2 separate regions of the Homo sapiens genome follow, and region 1 is linked to region 2. A link is an interaction called in ENCODE POLR2A ChIA-PET data of the cell type or tissue named here. Cell type or tissue: Caco-2. All regions are shown on one strand. Each heading gives the region's core, and the rest is flanking DNA. Links, peaks and the distances in the headings are about the cores only.

Evidence for each region. Peaks named below come from ENCODE experiments on the same cell type or tissue, not always from the same donor. Only the 100,000 strongest peaks of a DNase experiment are listed, where the experiment ranks them.
Region 1: POLR2A ChIA-PET joins it to region 2 with 12 read pairs; 8 of 35 experiments call an interaction of 5 or more read pairs at or near these places.

What each region holds. Positions count from the first base shown.
Region 1 is chr10:73,070,992-73,081,704 of GRCh38, forward strand. It overlaps P4HA1 (prolyl 4-hydroxylase subunit alpha 1), which reads right to left. Exons shown (of 15, transcript NM_001017962.3): 2 at 3,817-3,924; 3 at 2,740-2,836; 4 at 1,038-1,189. The coding sequence starts at 3,892. Among named protein-coding and RNA genes, the nearest start is that of P4HA1, 21 kb to the right of the region's middle. RefSeq lists an enhancer at 6,081-6,150. In Caco-2, for the core only: no CTCF peak of the experiment used is centred there; no DNase peak of the experiment used is centred there.
Region 2 is chr10:73,144,071-73,154,468 of GRCh38, forward strand. ECD (ecdysoneless cell cycle regulator) reads right to left here. Exons shown (of 14, transcript NM_007265.3): 6 at 10,186-10,378; 7 at 8,223-8,351; 8 at 4,206-4,334; 9 at 2,206-2,291. LOC124902452 (a long non-coding RNA gene) reads left to right here and starts at 4,400. Exons shown (of 2, transcript XR_007062194.1): 1 at 4,400-5,541; 2 at 5,649-7,635. In Caco-2, for the core only: no CTCF peak of the experiment used is centred there; no DNase peak of the experiment used is centred there.

The DNA of each region.
Region 1 (10,713 bases), core at 2,508-10,507, 72 kb before region 2:
GGCAACATAGCAAGACCTTGTTTCTAAGAAAGAAAAATTTTTAAATTGGCCTGGCGTGGTGGTCTATGCTTGTAGTGCTAGCTACTGAGGAGGCTGAGGTGGGAGGATTGCTTGAGCCCAGGAGTTCAAAGCTGCAGTGAGCCACCATTGTGCCACTGTACTCCAGCCTGGGCAACAGTTAGACAGTGAGACCCTGTCTCCAAAAAAAAAAAAAAAAGTTCCCAAGGTGTTATACAGTACAGAAAATAATCACAGGCATTTCCCTCTCACAGTAAAGAAGTATTCACAAGTACTTGCCATATTTTTCTTTTCAAGGCTTCCTGATCCCTGTGCATAATAAGTTTACTTCACTGCTTACAAACACTGGTAAGTACCCTTGGAGTATTTTATCTACACAACTAGCTCAGCTCTTTTCCGTCTCTCTCTTCTTCTTTTCTTGGCGGGGCAGGGCAGGGGCGGCGGGGGGCGAGGCATAATCCCTTTACCTCCTTAATAAAGTCCAGATTTAGTCTTCTACATCTGTTATTAAAGTATCTAAAACATTTCAATGCTCCAACTACAAATTGTATTGTATCACTTACTCATTTTTACTGTTTGCAGCCTCAGTTTGATTGTCCACATTGAGCAAACTAATTCTAAACTTCAAAATACTAGATAGAACACAGCTAATACTTCTCTTTATAGTAACACTCCCAACATTTTTTTAAATTGATTGCAGATAAAGACATAAATTTTTAAAGTTTGAAGGTAATCCTAAAATAAAAATGATTACCCTCAGAAATGAAGCTATATGCCAAATAATCTATTCACTTTTGCAGATTTCAAAACAAGTCAACAAAAAAAGAAATTACTTCTTTTTTAATCAAAGAATTCAGGATTTTGACTAAATTAACTCTATTCAAACCAAATGCACCCAGGCATAATCCAGTTACAACACTGAACTGAACTGGTTTCCTGGGAACTGAATTTATCATTAATTTTATTATTTCTACATATGGTGGCAATATTACCTTACTCAGGAATCTCTTCAGACTTACCATCTGACATATCCTTAAGGACCAGATTCTCCAACTCACTCCACTCAGTATTCAGACGTTTCATTAATTTGAATGCATTTACTGGATGCCCAACAAATCCTTCTGGATCTTTTGTCGCTGTACTAGTTAGCCGATCTAACTTCTCTGCCCATCTACAGATGTAAAACATAAAAACTGAATATTTATATTTCATAGGGAAAAACACAATTTAATGAAACGCTCAGAAAAAAAATGACTAGAAGTTTTTGAGTTCAACTATATCTGTAGTTTCTTTTTAAAGTAAAAGTATACGGTCTCGGTCTCTTTAAAAAGCGACATCCTCTTGGCAGAATCAATACAACTATAGGACTTTTTGTTTTAATTTTGTTTCTCCCAAATGGTTACAGTAAATGGAACCTCCCTGTCTTAGTAAAAGTTGTGAATGAATCCCTCCAGTAAAAGTCTAAAAATTTTAGACTTAGGTCCCAGGGCCAAATAACTGATTATTACAAACTACAAATTAGCCCAACCCAAATTCAATTACATGTTCATTTAAATCAACTTATACTAAATTTTTACATCCAGTTTCTAGAAACTGTATCTTAAAATGAAAAACTGAACACTTAGCTACTCATTAAATAAAAGACAGGAATTCTCAGGTCAGGATTAACTATGAACATGAGTCAATTAAAAATAAATTCATATTTGAGAAAAACTGTATCAATTAAATAACACTAACGCTACCATCACTATAATCTCTACAATGGAACCATGGGAGTAAAGGATAAGTAGAATTGGAAAATTGCTGCAGCAGGTGGCTTGACTAAGAGGTTAGAAGAGGATAGAAGATATTAGCAATACTTTTAAAATTTATCAGTCAGGCTGGGTGCGGTGGCTCACGCCTGTAATCCCAGCACTCTGGGAGGCTGAGGAGGGCAGATCACCTGAGGTCAGGAGTTCGAGACCAGCCTGGCCAACATGGCAAAACCCCGTCTCTACTAAAAATACAAAAATTACCCGGGCATGGTGGCGCACACCTGTAATCCCAGCTACTTGGGAGGCTGAGGCAAGAGAATCACTTGAACCTGGAAGGTGGAGGTTGCAGTGAGCCACGATCATGCCACTGCACTCCAGCCTGGGCAACAGAGCAAGACTCTGTCACAAAAAAAAAAAAAAAAATGTATCAGTCAGCTTCCTGTATCCATCCATATTCTTTTTTTTTTTTTTTTTTTGAGATAGAGTCTGGCTCTGTAGCCTAGGCTGGAGTGCAGTGGCACAATCTTGGCTCACTGCAGCCTCCACCTCCCGGGTTCAAGTGATTCTCCCACCTTAGCCTCCCAAGCAGCTGGGATTACAGGCACATGCTACCACACCCGACTAGTTTTGTGTTTTTAGTAGAGACAGGGTTTCACCACATTGGCCAGGCTGGTCTTGAACTCCTGGCCTCAAGTGATCCACCCTCCTCGGCCTCCCAAAGTGCTGGGATTACAGGCATGAGCCACCGCATCCGGCTGGTATCTATCCATATTCTTATCCCAACCCATATTCTTCCATGTGAAAGTTGGCCCAAGCCTAACTTGTTCTCTATACTCCTATTTTAGCCATTGCAACTGGCTTTGTAAGACTCAAAAATGGGTTTCATTTCTACTTAAAGAATATTTTAGCTTGAGAAAGAAAACATCCAGGTTGAGTCAGAGTCATAATAAGCAAACATTTTGCTTACTTTTTTATTTGTTCTAACTTGTCCTCTTCTGCCTTAATATAATCTTTCAGAGAAGTCACCAGATCTTTCTCAGTATGGATCAAATCAGTCATCTGACCTAGAAGGGGAAGAAGGTTATCAAATACTCATATCCTTCAACACAAGTATGTTAAGAATAAGAATGATTGAGACTGTTTCATTCTATGAGACAATTTAACTGGCATGAATCAGATATGCTGGAGACTATCTTTTCTTCCTTTTTACCAGATAAACCAAAATAAAGCCAAAAACTTTTCTAATCAACTGTTCCAGTTCTAATTTTTAAGCCACTTGATTTTGCAAGCTTTAGACTGTGCTAGCAAATTGTCTTTATATCTACAAATGTATTTTTAAATTGCAAATCAACACTACTTTCCAAAGATTAATGTTTCTTCACCTTTACCTTTACTTCTTTAGTTCCCCTTTACCTTACCTTTGTTTTTGAGACTAATTAGAATTAAATTTTTATTTAATTAATAAAAGCCACACTAAAAAAGTTTCAAATAATCTGTTATTTATAACAGGATGCGAGAACCCATCATTTTATATACTGGAATCAAGAGTCATAAGTATATAATACTTATGGGCCAGGCGTGGCAGCTCATGCCTGTCGTAATCCCAGCACTTTGGAGGCCCAGCCAGGAGAATCCCTTGAGGCCAGGAGTTGAAGACCAGCCTGGTCAACATGGTGAGACCCTGTCTCTATTCAAAATAATAATGATAAAATATTTTTTAAGTTATAAATACAAAAAAAAACTTGTGTTCACAGTAGATTAAGTGGAAAAAGCAGATTAGATATATATGCAGTATATTACTTGTATATCTGTGCACTGAAAAAGACTAAGTATATGCATTAAATTATTTTAACTTCAATATGTATCATTTTTGTAATAAAAAATAAAGAAAATGTCAAATTATTAAAAAAGGACCTTTTAGGGGGCAGGGAATAAACCTATACTCTAGGAATACACTGTATTTGTTTTTGCTGATTTTAAAACACTAAAAAATGGAAATTAAAAAATGCAAAACCAACAAAAAACAACAAGTAGTAAGACTTACCAATTGAAGTAAAAAAGCCTGGATGAGCCAAAGACTGGGGAAGCAGAATTCCTATAATTAATATATACCAGATCATCTTGGAAGATTTAATTTTACAGGATCACACACCTACAAAAGAAAGAGAGAAATGCAGCCATTACTTAAAAAATACAAAGAGAAGGAAAAGTTCCTTATCTATTATTTCTATGAAAAAGTAAAAGATTCCAAGGTTGCCCATAAAATTGATGTTAGTTATTATCAATTGTTTAATAATAGCTACTATCTTGTTTTTCATATAATGAGAGTACTACCATGACATTTCTTTTTTGTGTTTTTCTCTTTTGAAACAGAGTCTCTGTCGCCCAGGCTGGAGTGCCATGGTGTGATCTTGGCTCACGGCAACCTCCACCTCCCGGGTTCAAGCGATTCTCATGCCTCAGCCTCCTAAGTAGTTGGGACCAAAGGTGTGTGCCACCACACCCAGCTAACTTTTTGTCTTTTTAGCAGAGACAAGGTTTTGCTATGTTGGCCAGGCTGGTCTCGAACTCCTGGCCTCAAGTTATCCACCCGCCTCAGCCTCCCAAAGTGCTGGGATTATAAGTGTGAGCCAACGCACCCATATTAGATAAAAATGTATGTTTGTTATCACCTGATAATTTATGCTTAAAAATTCAAGCTGAGTTTGTTCTCCTTAGTCACTATTACAATTAGAGTAATTGAATAGTAGGTGGCTTTTTCATATAGCCTGAAAAATAAGTTTTCTCTGTGATTTAGACCTATCCTATGACTTTCTCATAAAAATGTACCAACTTATCAATTTAAATATTAAATATTACCAATACATTTTCAAAATGTTAGAATACATTTTAAAGGAAAAATATTTCAGAGCTTTCTGTTAATCCTTAAAATTCCTAATTTGTTCCATCTTTTTCATATATATTTTATATATATATATAGTGTGTGTGTGTGTGTGTATGTGTGTATGTGTGTGTGTGACAGTCTCAAAACTCCTGACCTCAGGTGATCCGCCCACCTCATCCTCCCAAAGTTCTAGGGTTACAGGCGTGAGCCACGGCACCCGGCCCATCTTTTTCCTATATAGCTTAACTTTTTAAAATAAATTCAATCAAAAGTTGTAGATTTGGGGTCAATAAAATGTTCTAAAATTGACTGGCCAGGCACAGTGGCAGGTGCCTGGAGTCCCAGCTACTTGGGAGGCTGAGGCAGGAGGATCACTTGAACCCAGGAGTTCAAAGCCAGCTTGGGCAATACAGCAAGACCCCATCTCTAAAAAACATGAATAAATAAAATAAAATTGACTGTGGTGACTGATGGTGGAATGACTCTGTGAAAGTACTAAAAACCATTGAATCATGAATACTAAATGGGTGAATTATAAGGTATATGAATTATATTGCAATGACACTGTTCTCTTGGTTTGACTTAGTTTGTTTTTTTAAGAGACAGGGGTCTTGTTATGTTGTCCAAGTTGAACTCAAACTCCTGGGCTCAAATCATCCTCCCACCTCAGCCTCCTGAGTAGCTGGAAATACAGGTCTGTACCACTGTGCCTGTTTTTTTTTTTTTTTTAAGTTGTAGAGAATCCAAAACGAATAAACAGCCATGTCCATTTAAACTAGTATTTTCTCTCAAAGGACCCAGACTTCAGTTTTGTTTCTCTTATCAACTGTGTTCTATGTAAAAAAAAACTTAGCCTAAGACATGTCTATGGCCTCTTTTCTTTTTTTAAACCTGGCAGCAAAGCCCATTAGTGTTTTTCCTCTATATCCATGATAGCACCGTCTTTTCTAGTGAGGATTCTTCATGGCAGATGAGGATATAAACTAACCAACAGAAAGGCTTTACCTCACTTTCCCAGATGCCCTGCTAGCACTCTTCTCTTGCTCCTTCTCCCCTACAAACATGAACTTTGTCTTTCTTATTACCTTACAGGAGAATAAGTTACATTACAGTATAGTTTGCCCCAGTAACAGGCTCCCATTAGTTACCCTGACTTGTCAACCTGTTTCTCTTTGTGCAGGCCCCTCTGACTCGTCTTCCTATGTGACGTGAGCTAAACCAAAAGGCTCAGGTTCAAATTGAAAGCTCCCCGTTCTACAAGAGCTAAAAAATAACCCCACTGCCCCCTAACTTGAATCTCAATAAAAACAGATCACCACAAAAACTGGAAGTACTCCCTAGTCTCCTCCCTCGAGTTTGCTGCAAACTTCCAGTTACTTCCAGAACCACACAGTAAGGAAATACACTGCTCTTTTGGCTACCTTACAGTGATTTGGGGAAGGCTTCTAGAATGTAGCAGATGTAGACACTTCCTCTCCTGGGCTCCTGCCAAAGCACAAGGCTTTTTGAAAAGCCTGAGCTGTCTGAAGAAGAGTCTAGAATTTTCTGTTTAAACATACTTCTATTCTAATTTTCTTCATGGATAAATGCTATTTGCAGAAAATACAAATGTTTTCACTGTTAACAGAAGGCTAATCACAAATGTTGTCTAAACTTTTAACTCTGATAAGAGAGTTTAGATTTGTCAGAAAAGAGGTTATTTTGCCATTGCTAAAATATATTGTCACTAAAGTTTTTTTGTCATCTTTCATTGTCCTTAAATCTCACAAGGAATTAAAAACCATTAGCCTACAGAAATAACTAAAAAGCAGCTTAAGATGGTATTTTTCTTCGAATAGCTTGAAAATATTTTAAGAATGACAGAGCCTACATAAAAATTCAAAACAATCGTAAAAAGAATAAATATCTTTACCTTACATAATGTTTCAAAATGAATTCTAGGATGGATTAAATAGTTATAATCAACAAAACAAAGTAAAACAAATAGCAACAACAGAATAGTTATCAGATCTCTAAAAGCAGAGAATTTCTAAACTTAAAAATAAGAAAATGCCTGGGCACAGTGGTTCACACCTGTAATCCCAGTACTTTGGGAGGCCAAGGAAAGAGGATCACTTGAGCTCAGGAGTTTGAGACCAGGCCGGGCAACATAGCAAGACTTCATCTCTACAAAAAAAAAAAAAATCAAAAAATTAGCTGGGTACGGTGGCATACACCTGTGGTCCCAGCTACTTGGGAGGCTAACGTAGGAGGATCACTTGAGACCAGGAAGTTGAGGCTACAGTGAGCCATGATCTTGTCACTGCTCTCCAGTCTGGGCAATAAAGTGAGACCCCATCTCAAAAAAAAAAAAAAGAGAGAAAGAAAACAACCTATCAAAAGCCAGATGGAATCTGAATACACAAAATAAGCTTATGTGTCAAAAAAAAAAAAAAAAAAACCTTTAAAACTCAAACTAGAAAACCATTTAAAGAAAATAGAGCACTTTTAAGGAGTTCATACAAATCAATAAGAAAACCACTAAGATGTTAATAGACAAGTAGATATAGAACTTGGAACTCACAAAAAGGAAAAGTAGTTAGCTCAACAAAAAATGCTCAAACTTATTAGTAATTAATGACACAAAATAAGAAACCATTTTTGCCCATCAAGTGAACAATTAACAAGCAAAATTATTTAATGTTGTTATATGCCAAGAAACTTAAAATGAACACATCCTTTAACTTGTAGAGTTAAATGAAAAAACAAGATTTAAAAATTATCATACAACCTTGGTGGAATCTATATTGACTAAGATTATGTTTTCATTACCCCAACACAAAGTTATAAATAAATTAACACTGGTCAAAACGAAGAAAAATTAACATCATAATACAGTCATAACTATGCAAGAACATATGCAGAGGAAATTCACCAAAGTGTAATTGTCTCTGGTTAGCAAAGCAGTAGGTAATTTTTTTTTTTTTTTTTTTTTTTTTTTTGGAGACAGAGTCTCATTCTGTTGCCCAGGCTGGAGTGTAGTAGCGCAATCTCAGCTCACTGCAACCTCCGCCTCCCGGGTTCAAGCGATTCTCCTGCTTCAGCCTCCCAAGTAGCTGGGATTATAGGCACCTGCCAACACGCCCAGCTAATTTTTGTATTTTTAGTAGAGACGGGGTTTTGCCACATTGGCCAGGCTGGTCTCAAACTCCTGACCTCAGGTGATCTGCCTGCCTCGGCCTCCTAAAGTGCTGGGATTACAGGCGTGAGCCACCGCGCCCGGCTGGTAATTTTCTTTTATATCTCTGTATTTTCCAGACCTCCTATAATATATTTTTATAGTGACAAAAAAATTAACTTCGTACAAAATAATAAACCTAAAGCATTAACTCTCATATTAAGATACCCTAAACTTTTAAAGAAGTAGTTAATTACTCTCTAACAAAAGAGTAGCTAACAAATAATATAAGGTTTTGAGCATGTTCCATCTTGTAGTTCTATAAGCCTCTACATTTCACTTTCTCTTTTTCAAAGATACTTAAGCCTAAACTGGGTGCAGTGGCTCATGCCTATAATCCCAACACTTTGGGAGGCTAAGGTGGGAGGATCACTGTAGGCCAGGAGTTCGAAACCAGCCCAGGCAACACAAGGAGACCCCAACTCTATAAAAAATTTTTAAAAATAGCCAGGTGTGGTAGTAGTCCCAGCTACTCAGTAGGTTGAGGCTGGAAGATCACTTGAGCCTGGGAGGTAGAGGCTGCAGCGGGCCATGAATGTGCTACCGCACTCTAGCCTGGGTGACAGAGACTCTATACCCGTAAAAACAACAGTAAGGCCAGGAGCGGTGGCTCACGCCTGTAATCCCAGCACTTTGGGAGGCCAAGGTGGATGGATCACCTGAGGTGAGGAGTTCGAAACCAGCCTGGCCAACATGGTGAAACCCCGTCTCTACCAAAAATACAAAAATTAGCCGGGCGTGGTGGCAGGCGCCTATAATCCCAGCTACTCAGGAGGCTGGGGCAGGAGAATCGCTTGAACCCAGGAGGCGGAGGTTCCTGTGGGCTGAGATCTCGCCATTGCACTCCAGCCTGGGAGACAAGAGTGAGACTTTGTCTCAAAATAAATAAATAAATAAATAACAATAAAAATAAAAATAACGATACTTTGAAAGCAACCCTATTATCTAGCAGTGAACTAGGCTGCCAAAGTAGCACACTTTCCCATTCTATTTCCTCCTACACTTAGATATAAGACCCAGACTAGGTCAATCATTGACTTTCATTCTCATTAACATAACGGTTGAGGGATGGCCTTGTGAATGGTAGAAAGCAGCTCTTTCTGGAGTTGCTAAGCTCAGAGGATGTGAACTTGGGGCTCTCCTGTGACCATCTTTCTCACTTGTCTAGGATCTATAAACAGGACAAAGTCATACAGAGACAAACAGTTTCAACCCCCAGGGCCCTGATTCTTTGCAACTATTGCTTTGAATCTGTAAGCTACTACAATAATCTCCCAGCCCACCTAAGAAAGCCTTTAAATTCCTTTTTGCTTAAGCTAATTCAAGTTGGATTTCTGTCACTTACAATAGGAAGTTCAGACCCATACAACATTATTCCAAACTAACATGCCTACCCAAGCTAGATAATAAAAATGAAGATAGACCTATATGGCAGTGCTTCTCAAACTTTAGCTCTATCAGAATCACCTAAAGGTCTGAAAAGTCGAGATAATTTGCACAAGTTTCCAGGCAATGCTGATAGTGCTGGCTGGGGGATCACAGTCTGAGAACCACTGGATACAGCAAACAACCCTATGAAATCACCTCTGCATTTAAAATAGATTTTACTTCAATTTATCTTATGTAAAAGTACAACTGAATGTCTAATTACTCTAGAGAATGGTTCTCTAATCTGTTTTAGCACTATGTCTCATTCATCCACATTCATTCAGAAACTTTAAGTGACATGTTAATAGCCAAACGTATCAATCACAGGTTTTTTTAACAATGGTTTCTAGCCGGGCATGGTGGCTCACACCTGTAATCCCAGTACTTTGGGAGGCAGAAGCGGGCAGGCAGATTGCTTGAGGTCAGGAGTTTGAGACCAGCCTGGCTAACACAGTGAAACCCCGTCTCTACTAAAAATACAAAAAATTAGCCAGGCATGTTGGCACACACCTGTAGTCCCAGCTACTCGGGAGGCTGAGGCAGGAGAATCACTTGAACCCGGGAGGTGGAGGTTGCAGTGAGCTGAGATTGCGCCACTGCACTCCAGCCTGGGCAACAGAGCGAGACTCCATCTCAAAAACAAAAACAAAACAAACAATGGTTTCCTTATGGTGTCTCACTTCTATTTATTCTACCTTCATTCAGAAAGCAGCTTGCAAAGAGAATCATTATAGAACATTTAAGAGTCAAGTATCCCAAAAGACATTATGACTTTATCAAAAATTATAAAATATAAATGCCTCCTGTTCTAAATATTCAAACAAGCTTGAAAAAGAAATTAATGGGTCAAAATGGATGCAATCTCCTTTAAAAGAAAGACTAATCTCAGATAGCATCCCTGAAAAGACTTGTCTTAATTTTTAAAAAGACAAAGAGGAGGGAGGGAGGAGGAATAGGAGGAAGAAAGAAAAGAAAACCCAAGAAGAGTCAAAGATCCAAAGATAAACTTACACTGGAATAAAACTTGGTGTTGCAACAGTATGAATAAGTTATTGATAATATTTAGGTTATTGGTTAGATAGGTTCAAAAGTGTTTATTATATAATTTTTGTAACATACATGTATATTACTTATAATGTTTGGTAGCATATTACATTTTTTAAACTATAAGAAAAAAAGCAGTATGGAAGAAATCCTACCAGAAAACATTTTCAGGTAGGCCTGGATAAAAATAAATGTGAAGTTTACATTCATCCAAACACAAAACTTTCCTACAGTTCTTATTCCAGGGAAGTCCAGTCCCACAGACTCAACAGGTCAATCAAACCTGGGAACAGATCTTAAAAGTTCTACCATATAGTAAATACAAATGATCCCCAACATAGGACAGTTTGACTTAGGATTTTTCAACT
Region 2 (10,398 bases), core at 1,020-9,019:
CAATAAATTATCAGATCCAAAATGTCAGTAGCACTGAGGTTGAAAAATCCTAAATCAGATATATGTAAATATAGTTCATCTCTGGTTAACTACTAGATAGCAGGCTATCATATAAGTACACTGCAATTCATTTATCCATTATTGATGGATACTTTGGTTGCTTATAATTTTTCACTATTACAATCTCTGATAAATTAGGGGAAAGTCTATGATATTATACGTAGGAGCTAAAAACAATTCTAAACTGAGAGACAGAGAGCAGAATAATGGCTGGCTGGGTGCAGTGGCTCACACTTGTAATCCCAGAACTTTGAGAAGCCAAGGTAGGGGGATCTCTTAAACCCAGGAGGTCAAGATTGCAATGAGCTATGACTGTACCACTGCACTCCAGTCTAGGCAACAGAGTGAGACTCTATCTCAAATAATAATAATAATAAAAGTAGAATGATGGTTACCAGAGGCTGGGAAGGGTAGCAGAGAGCGGGGGGAAAAGAGGGGATAGTTAATGGTTACAAAAATTAGTTAAATAGAAGGAATAAGAGCTAGTGTTTGCTGCTCTGCCTATGGAGTAGCCATTCTTTATTCCTTTACTTTCTTAATAAACATACTTTCACTTTACTCTATGGACTTGCCCAAAATTCTTTCTTGCATGAGATCCAAGACCCCTCTCTTGGGGTCTGGATCTGGAATGCTTTTTAGTAACATCTTCCTGGCAAATCCCAAAAAATATTTTTTAAAAAATTAAAAAGAGCTAGTGTTTGGTAGCACAACAGGGTGACTACAGTTAATAATAATTTATTATATAGTTCCAAATACCTTAAAAAAATGGAATAACTAAAAATATTCCCAACACAAAGAAATGATAAATGCTTGAGGTGATGGAAAGCTTAATTACCCTGATTTGATCATTATACATTGTATGCCACATGGACATTATACATGTAATCACATGTACCCCATAAATATGTACAACTAGTATGTATCCACAATAATTAAAAATAAAAAATTAATGGCTGGGTGCATTGGCTCACGCCTGTAATCTCAGCACTTTGGGAGGCCAAGGTGGGTGGATCACCTGAGGTCAGGAGTTTGAGACCAGTCTGGCCAACATGGTGAAACCCCATCTCTACTAAAAATACAAAAATTAGCCAGACCTGGTGGTGCATGCCTATAGTCCTAGCTACTTGGGAGGCTGAGGCAGAAGAATCACTTGAACCCGGGAGGCAGAGCACTGCACTCCAGCCTGGGTGACTAAGCGAGTCTCTGTCTAAAATAAATAAATAAATAATAATAACAATAAATGAAAAAAAGTGAAAATGAAAGGTAAATCTAAAATAAAAGTCTACGATATTAATTCAGCTATTTTAAAAAAACCACAAACTTTGGGAATTCAACAACAGGTCTGGAGGGAGATGGAAGTTTGGTTTTAAACTGTTTAAAAATTATCCTGGTGTGCAGAATGGGAGCCTCTCCTGCAACATAAATTAAAATGTTGGACATTTAAGCTACTTGTAATTTTTTCCCCAACAGTAAAAAATAGTTGAGTAAATTATGGGGGTACATCCATTTGCTGAAATATTGTGCAGCTTTTTTTTTTTTTTTTTTTTGAGATGGAGTCTCGCTCTGTCCCCAGGTGCAATCTCAGCTCACGGCAACCTCCGCCTCCTGAGTTCAAGCGATTCTCCTGCCTCAGCCTCCCTAGTAGCTGGGACTACAGGCACGCACCATCATGCCCAGCTAATTTTTGTATTTTTAGTAGATACGGGGTTTCACCATGTTGACCAGGATGGTCTTGATCTTTTGACCTCGTGATCCGCCTGCCTCGGCCTCCCAAAGTGCTGGGATTACAGGCGTGAGCCACCGCGCCTGGCCATATTGTGCAGCTTTTAAAAATTATGTTTATAAAGACTTCATAATGCCATGGAAAATGTGATATCATGATGAGTAAAATTACATAGAGGAGGATGCAAAATTTCTTTCGTTGTTTTTTTTTTCTTTTTTGAGGCAGAGTCTCACTCTGTCATCCAGGCTGGAGTGCAGTGGTGTGATCGCTTGAGCCCAGGAGGCGGAGGTTGCCAGCCTGGGTGACAGAGTGAGACTCCGTCTCAAAAAAATAAATAAATAAGAATAATAAATAATAAATAAAAAATAAAAAGAACTACCTAAATACCAATCTTTGTAGTAGGAGTCTTAACAATAACTCACCTTTCTGGCCAGTCTACTGAGAGCTGGAAGTAATTCTCTGCCATTTCTAGCCTTTCCCGGTACTGAGCAGAACCTTCTATCAGTCCCTTAAAAAAAAAAAAAGGTCTATCAGAACATTACTCACAAGTTGTCATGAAAAAAATGTGTTCACCAGCAACTTTCAGGGAGGCAGCAAATAATCTACTACTCAGGAATCACGTGCCCCAAGTCCTAGGCCCTGTTTTATCATTAATGGGCCTGTTTGAGCTCCAGTTTCTTCAAATGAGGGGACGCGGCTAGATGTAGTGATTCCTAATCTTTTCCACCATTAAGGGCCTATTTCCAGTTTGGAAAGTTTTCCACCATTTTCTTTTACTTAATTACTTATTAAGATATAATTGGCTGGGTGCGATGGCTCACGCCTATAATCCCAACACTTTGGGAGGATGAGATGGGCAGACTGCTTGAGCTCAGGAGTTCAGGACCAGCCTGGGCAACATGGTGAGACCCTGCCTCTATGAAAAAAAAAATTAAATTAAAGATATAGCTGATTAACTAGTAATTCACAAAACAAAGTACAGAAAGTTTGCCAAGTAGAATAAAAAATGGCAAAATCCCACCATTACTATCATTTGTGTTTTCTAAATGCATATTTATAGTGATAGTCATACTTAGTATTTTACATTTTTTAAGAATATACTAGCTGGGCACTGTGGCTCATGCCTATAATCTCAGTACTTTGGGAAGCAGAGGTGGGAGGGTCACTTGAGGACATGAGTTTGAGACCAGCCTGGGCAACATAGCAAGACTTCGACTCTACTAAAAAGAAAAAAAAACAATCTTTAGCCAGGCAATGGTGGCACATGCCTAGTCTCAGCTATTTGAAAGGCTGAGGCAGGAGGATCACTTGAGCCTAGGAGATCGAGGCTGCAGTGAGCTATGATCCTACCACAACACTGGCTTGCGTGACAAAGCAAGACCCTATACAACAACAATAACAACAACAGTAATAGCTGGGCACGGTGGCTCACGCCTGTAATCCCAGCACTTTGGGAGGCCAAGGCGGATGGATCACCTGAGGTCAGGAGTCCGAGACCAGCCTGGCCAACATGGTGAAACCCCATTTCTACTAAAAATACAAAAATCGGCTGGGTGTGGTAGTGTGGGCCTGTAATCCCAGTTACTCAGGAGGCTGAGGCTGAGGAGAATCGCTTGAACCTAGGAGGTAGAGGTTGTAGTGAGCCAAGATTGTGCCATTGCACTCCAGCCTAGGCGACAAGAGCAAAACTCCATCTCAAAAAAAAAAAAATACCATATATATACTATAATATCATTAGTACTTTTCGTATTGCTGTGCCATCTTTATCATCATCATATTCTTCGGGACTTTTCCACTTCTTGGATATTTCCTTTAAAAAGATTATTCAAAGTGAAGGTTCCAAGTTTGAACCTTTCTATACCTCTTGGAAGACACTACCAAATTACTTTCCAGTTAAGATTCTACCAGTTTGCAATGTTACCAGCAAGGTATAGGAGTGTTATTTTTACCATACTCTCGACAGCACAGAATATCATTCATATCCTTTTGTACATACATGAAAGACATTCTTCATTACTGTGTTCATATATATATATATATATCTTTACTACTTGTGAAGTTGAATATTTTAAGAGAAATTTACTAGGTATCTTTTAATAATTTTTAAAATCCACATCTTTGCTAATTTTCCTATCTGGTGTTTTCATGTTTGCATTATCAAGTTTTTGCAAGTTGTTTTATCTGGTACAGATAATCACTTTCATCATTTAATACCAACAGTGTTAGTTTTTCTCTAATACTGGAAACAGTTCATAGATACCTCCTTCATTAGCACCTGAGTACCACTGAACTAGAAAGGTCTCCTTTAAGTCTAGCTTCCATAATTATGTCATACATTTAAATATGGACTATAGGACTTTAAGTCGCTGGCTTGATTTTCCCTGGATTGAATACTTAAAAGCAAATATATTGCAAGTCCTACCTTAAAGTAATCATTCTTTTTCAGACTTTCAAGGAAACTGGCCCAGAGTGGTGAGGCAGTCACAAGGGATTTCTTGCAGTCAGAAAAATGTGGGCTACATTTGGAGCATAAGATCTCAAATCCATGAGCCTAGATGAGATAGGTAGAATTTTTGTTACTAAGTTCCTTTTTTCCCGTATCTTATTATAACACATTACTTTTTTTCCATTGAGCCACACTCTAGAACTAGATGACTGGATACATGGGCATTTGGACAATTATAACACTTTTTGAATTTTATGAAAAATATAAACTTATTCCCAAGTTTCTCAATCATTATAGATTACTAAAAACATAAAAGGAAAGAAAATAATATACAATAAAGATTCCTGTTCTCTTCAAAGAGATTCCTTTTCCTGCTGATTACAAAACCAGAAATTTACATTTATTTTTTGTTTGATTATGAACAGGGTTACAAAAGGTTTCTTGTCCAACAGAAATTATACATATATTGAACATGATCTCAGACATAGTAAAGAGAGGAAATCACTTCATTTTAAAAGTCCTTTGATTAAAAAAAATAATAGATGCACATGGCTAAATAATTCAAACAGGGAGCTTCCCTGATCAAGCTAGAGAACACCATTACCAACTTCTTGCACATCCTTTCAGAAGTAACCTACACACTGAAGTATTATGTGTGTGCCTCTCTGTATGCATAGCTTTCTACTCCACCCCTTTTGTTGCTCAATGGACGCATACACACTACTCTACACCTTGCTTTTTACACTTAACCATATACCTTGGAGATCACTTACATGAGCACACACAAATTCATCCATCTTACTTCATGGCTAGAGCACAATTTATCTAACTATTCCCCTACTAATGGACATTTAAGTAGTTTCCAGTCTCCTGCTACTATGAACAATGCTGTCATGACTATGCTCCATATATGTCCTTGTATATAGGTAAAATACATAAAGAATCATTTTCTAGAAGTGAAAATGCTGACTAAAAAGGTTTGTGCATTTTAAATGTTGATGAATACAGATGGTCCCCAACTTATGATGGTTTGACTTAACATTTTTTGACTTTATGATGGTGTGAAAGCAATATGCATTCAGTAGAAACCTTACTTACAATTTTTATCTTTTTGCAGGCTAGCAATATGCATACTGTCTCATGATGCTGGATACACAGTGGCAGCAAGCTGCAGTTGGCAATGTGATCACAAAGGCAATCAACCAATACTGTACTCTATAGTATACTGTATTCAATAAATTACATGACATATTCAACAGTTTATTATAAAATAGCCTTTGTGTTAGATGATTTTGCCCAACTGTATGCTAATGTAAGTATTCTGAGCCCATTTAAGGTAGGCTAGGCTAAGCTATGATGTTTGGTTGGTTAGCTGTATTAAATATATTTTTGACTTATGATATTTTCAATTTTTGACAGGTTTATCAGGAAGTTACCCCACTGTAAGTCAAGGAACATCTGTTTTGCCAAAATGTTCTCCTAAGGGATACAATCAATTTATATTCCTATCAACAATGTCTGAGAATGTTTTTCTGTATATATTCTCAACAACCCAGTATGTATTATCAAGCCGTTTGATACTTGCTAATAAATGATGAAAAACACTATTTTGAGGAAGAATCAATATCGTAAAAATGGCCATTCTGCCCAAGGTAATTTATAGATTCAATGCCATCCCCATCAAGCTACCAATGACTTTCTTCACAGAATTGGAAAAAAACTACTTTAAAGTTCATATAGAACAAAAAAAGAGCCTGCATTGCCAAGTCAATCCTAAGCCAAAAGAACAAAGCTGGAGGCATCATGCTACCTGACTTCAAACTATACTGCAAGGCTACAGTAACCAAAACAGCAAGGTACTGGTACCAAAACAGAGATATAGACTAATGGAACAGAACAGAGCCCTCAGAAATAATGCCACATATCTACAACTATCTGGTCTTTGACAAACCTGACAAAAACAAGAAATGGGGAAACGATTCCCTATTTAATAAATGGTGCTGGGAAAACTGGCTAGCCATATGTAGAAAGCTGAAACTGGATCCCTTCCTTATACCTTATACAAAAATTAATTCAAGATGGATTGAAGACTTAAATGTTAGACCTAAAACCATAAAAACCCTAGAAGAAAACCTAGGCAGTACCATTCAGGACATAGGCATGGGCAAGGACTTCATGTCTAAAACACCAAAAGCAATGGCAACAAAAGCCAAAATTGACAAATGGGATCTAATTAAACTCAAGAGCTTCTGCACAGCAAAAGAAACTACCATCAGGGTGAACAGGCAACCTACAGAATGGGAGAAAATTTTTGCAATCTACTTATCTAACAAAGGGCTAATATCCAGAATCTACAAAGAACTTAAACAAATTTACAAGAAAAAAACAAACAACCCCATCAACAAGTGGGCAAAGGACATGAACAGACACTTCTCAAAAGAAGACATTTATGCAGCCAAAAGACACATGAAAAAATGCTCATCATCACTCGCCATCAGAGAAATGCAAATCAAAACCACAATGAGATGGTAATCTCACACCAGTTAGAATGGCGATCATTAAAAAGTCAGAGAACAACAGGTGCTGGAGAGGATGTGGAGAAATAGGAACACTTTTACACTGTTGGTGGGACTGTAAACTAGTTCAACCATTGTGGAAGTCAGTGTGGCGATTCCTCAGGGATCTAGAACTAGAAATACCATTTGACCCAGCCATCCCATTACTGGGTATATGCCCAAAGGATTATAAATCATGCTGCTATAAAGACACATGCACACGTATGTTCACTGTGGCACTATTCACAATAGCAAAGACTTGGAACCAACCCAAATGTCCAACAATGATAGACTGGATTAAGAAAATGTGGCACATATACACCATGGAATACTATGCAGCCATAAAAAATGATGAGTTCATGTCCTTTGTAGGGACATGGATGAAGCTGGAAACCATCACTCTCAGCAAACTATTGCAAGGACAAAAAACCAAACACCGCATGTTCTCACTCATAGGTGGGGAATTGAACAATGAGAACACACGGACACAGGAAGGCGAACATCACACACCGGGGCCTGTTGTGGGGTGGGGGGAGGGGGGAGGGACAGCATTAGGAGATATATCTAATATAAATGACGAGTTAATGGGTGCAGCACACCAACATGGCGCGTGTATACGTATGTAACAAACCTGCACGTTGTGCACATGTACCCTAAAACTTAAAGCATAATAATAAAAAAAAAAAGAAAATCTAGACATTCCTATCAATGTCTAGATTGTAACATTTTTGAAAGCAAACAAAAAAAAAAGAAAAACACTATTTTGTAGCTTTAAAGTGCATTTCTTTTATTATGAGTTAAGATTCAATATTTTTCATATGTTTAAATTAAAGGTCACCTGTATTTCCTTTTCTGTGGACTATGTTCATAGTTCTGAACATTTTAAAATTAATTGGCTAGTATTATCATTTTCATATTGACTTAAAGGAACACTTTATGTATTAGAGAAGTCAGCTCTTTTTCATTTAGATTGCAAATATAACACTTTTTCCAGATTTGCTTTTGACTTTATTTATGGAGTTTTTCTTTCCCGTGCAGAAATGCTTAATTTTTGCATAATCAAATTCATCAGTCTTCCCTTTATAGCTTCTGGTTTCAAGTCATGCATAGAAAGGCCTTTCCTATTCAAATTATAAAAGGTTCTTGGTTTTTTTTCAAATTGTATAGTTTCAATTTTTATGTTCAAATATTTGATCCAATTGGAATTTATTTTGGTATAGGTATTAGGGAATCAACTTCAATTTTTCAGATGACTTCAGACTTGTCCCATCATCACTTACTAAGTAATCCATTTTTTTCATTCTAATTTGAAATGCCACATTTTACTGCATTCTTACATAAACAGGGTGTATTTCTGGACTTTGTATATTGTGCCACTATTCTATTAAGAGTCCATTTACATAAAGAAAGGAAACAACATTTTCTGGTTCAACATTACCAATTTCATGCCCAATTCATGGGCTCGGTACTGGGGATCAGATGGAGGAGGCAGCCTGTATCCACTCCGCCGGTCTGGCACAAACCTTTGTTGCACCAATTGTGCATATAGACATTTAGTGAATGTGACCTGGGCATCAAGACACAAAATACATGAGTCTTTTCCTGAAATTAAGATTGTGAATAACACTTCACAGTTAAATATAATGAGAAGTCCATTTATAAGCTTCATATTCATATGAAATGCAAAGAAGATTCAACCTATTCATTGCCTACTTGTTTTTAGTAACAGCTTTATTGAGATACAACTCACATACCATAAAATTTACCCTACTGCTGGCCAGGCATGGTGGTTCATGCCTGTAATCCCAACACTTTGGGAGGCCAAGGTGGGCAGATCATCTGAGGTCAGGAGTTTGAGACCAGCCTGGCCAACATGGTGAAACCCCATCTCTACTAAAAATACAAAAATAAGCCAGGCATGGTGGCGCACGCCTCTAATCCCAGCTACTCGGGAGGCTGAAGCAGGAGAATTGCTTGAACCCGGGAGGTGGAGGAAGTTGCAGTGAGCTGAGATTGCTCCACTGCACTCCGGCCTGGGCAACAGAGCAAGACACTGTTGCAAAAAAAATTTTACCCTACTGCCTACTTTTTAGTAATCGCTAGTAAAATTCTTATCATTAGTTACATTATACAGCAATTAAATGGCTGGAAGATAAAGATAATTCATTTTTTCTATTTCTGAGACAGGGTCTTGCTCTGTTGCAGAGACTGGAGTGCAGTGAGCAATCATGGCTCACTGAAGCCTCAGGGATAGGGTTTCACCATGCTGGCCAGGCTGGTCTCAAACTCCTGACCTCAGGTGATCTGCCCACCTTGGCCTCCCAAACCTCCTGGGGTCAAGCAATCCTCCTACCTCAGCCTCCGAAGTAGCGGGGATTACAGGCGCCCACCACCACACCTAGCTAATTTTTTTATTTTTTGTAGCGATGGGGTTCACCATGTTGCCCAGTCTGGTCTCAAACACGTGGGTTCAAGTGATCCACCTGCCTTGGCCACCCAAAGTGCTGGGATTACAGGTGTGAGCCACCATGCCCGGCCAAGAATAATTCTTAATTCTCTGGAAGAGATGAAATGTTTTATTGTTAAGAAGGAAATAATTAGGCTGGGTGCGGTGGCTCACACCTGTAATCCCAGCACTTTGGGAGGCTGAGGTGGGTGAATCACTTGAGGTCAGGAGTTCGAGACCAGTCTGGCCAACATGGCGAAACACCATCTAAAAATAAAAAAATCAGCTGGGCGTGTTGGGAGGTGACTGTAATCCCAGCTACTCGGGAGGCAGGAGAATCGCTTGAGCCCAGGAAGCAGAGGTTGCAGTGAGCTGAGATGGCTCCACTACACTCCAGCCTGGGTGAGAGAGTGAGACTCTGTCTCAAAAAAAAAAAAAAAAAAAAAAAAGGAAATAATTATAGAAATAGAAACATATGGTCAAAAATAGCTATAAAACATTGAGTATAAAATGGGGAGGCAGGTCTCTTGAAAATTTCCTTCACTGGGTGCAAGAAAAGAAAAAACGTGTATAGTTTGAGCATCCCAAATGTAAATATCTGAAATCTAAAATGTTCCAAAATCCAAAACTTTTTGAGTCCCAACGATATGCTCAAAGTTTTGAGATTTCAGAATTTTCAGATTTGGGATGCTCAAGTAGTAAGTTTAATGCAAATATTCCAAAATCCAAATAAATCTGAAATCTGAAATACTTCTAGTCCCAAGCATTTCAGATAAGGAATATTCAATCTATATTAACATGCTATGAAGAAACAGAATATTTCCTTTTTTTTCTAGAGAACAATTAAAATAATGTTTCATTCACTGAGCACTGAGAAATGTAAAAAGAAAAAAATAATAATGTTTCAACTCGGTTTCCAGTAAGAGAAACTAAATGACCAAGATAGAAATCTCACCGATGTCATTATTCGTGTTTCAGGCAAGAATGTCTTGAAAACACGACAAGCTCGCAGGTCAATAGGGTCTCGTAGGTAAAATGCCTGGACTGCTGCAGCCACCAATCTGGGGCGCTGCTTTAGCACTGCCACAATGCCAGCTGGAAGGAAGCAGTGTGCTCGATGAAGTGAGGCCTGAATTTTTTCTGGGTACCTGGGACAGGTAACATAATT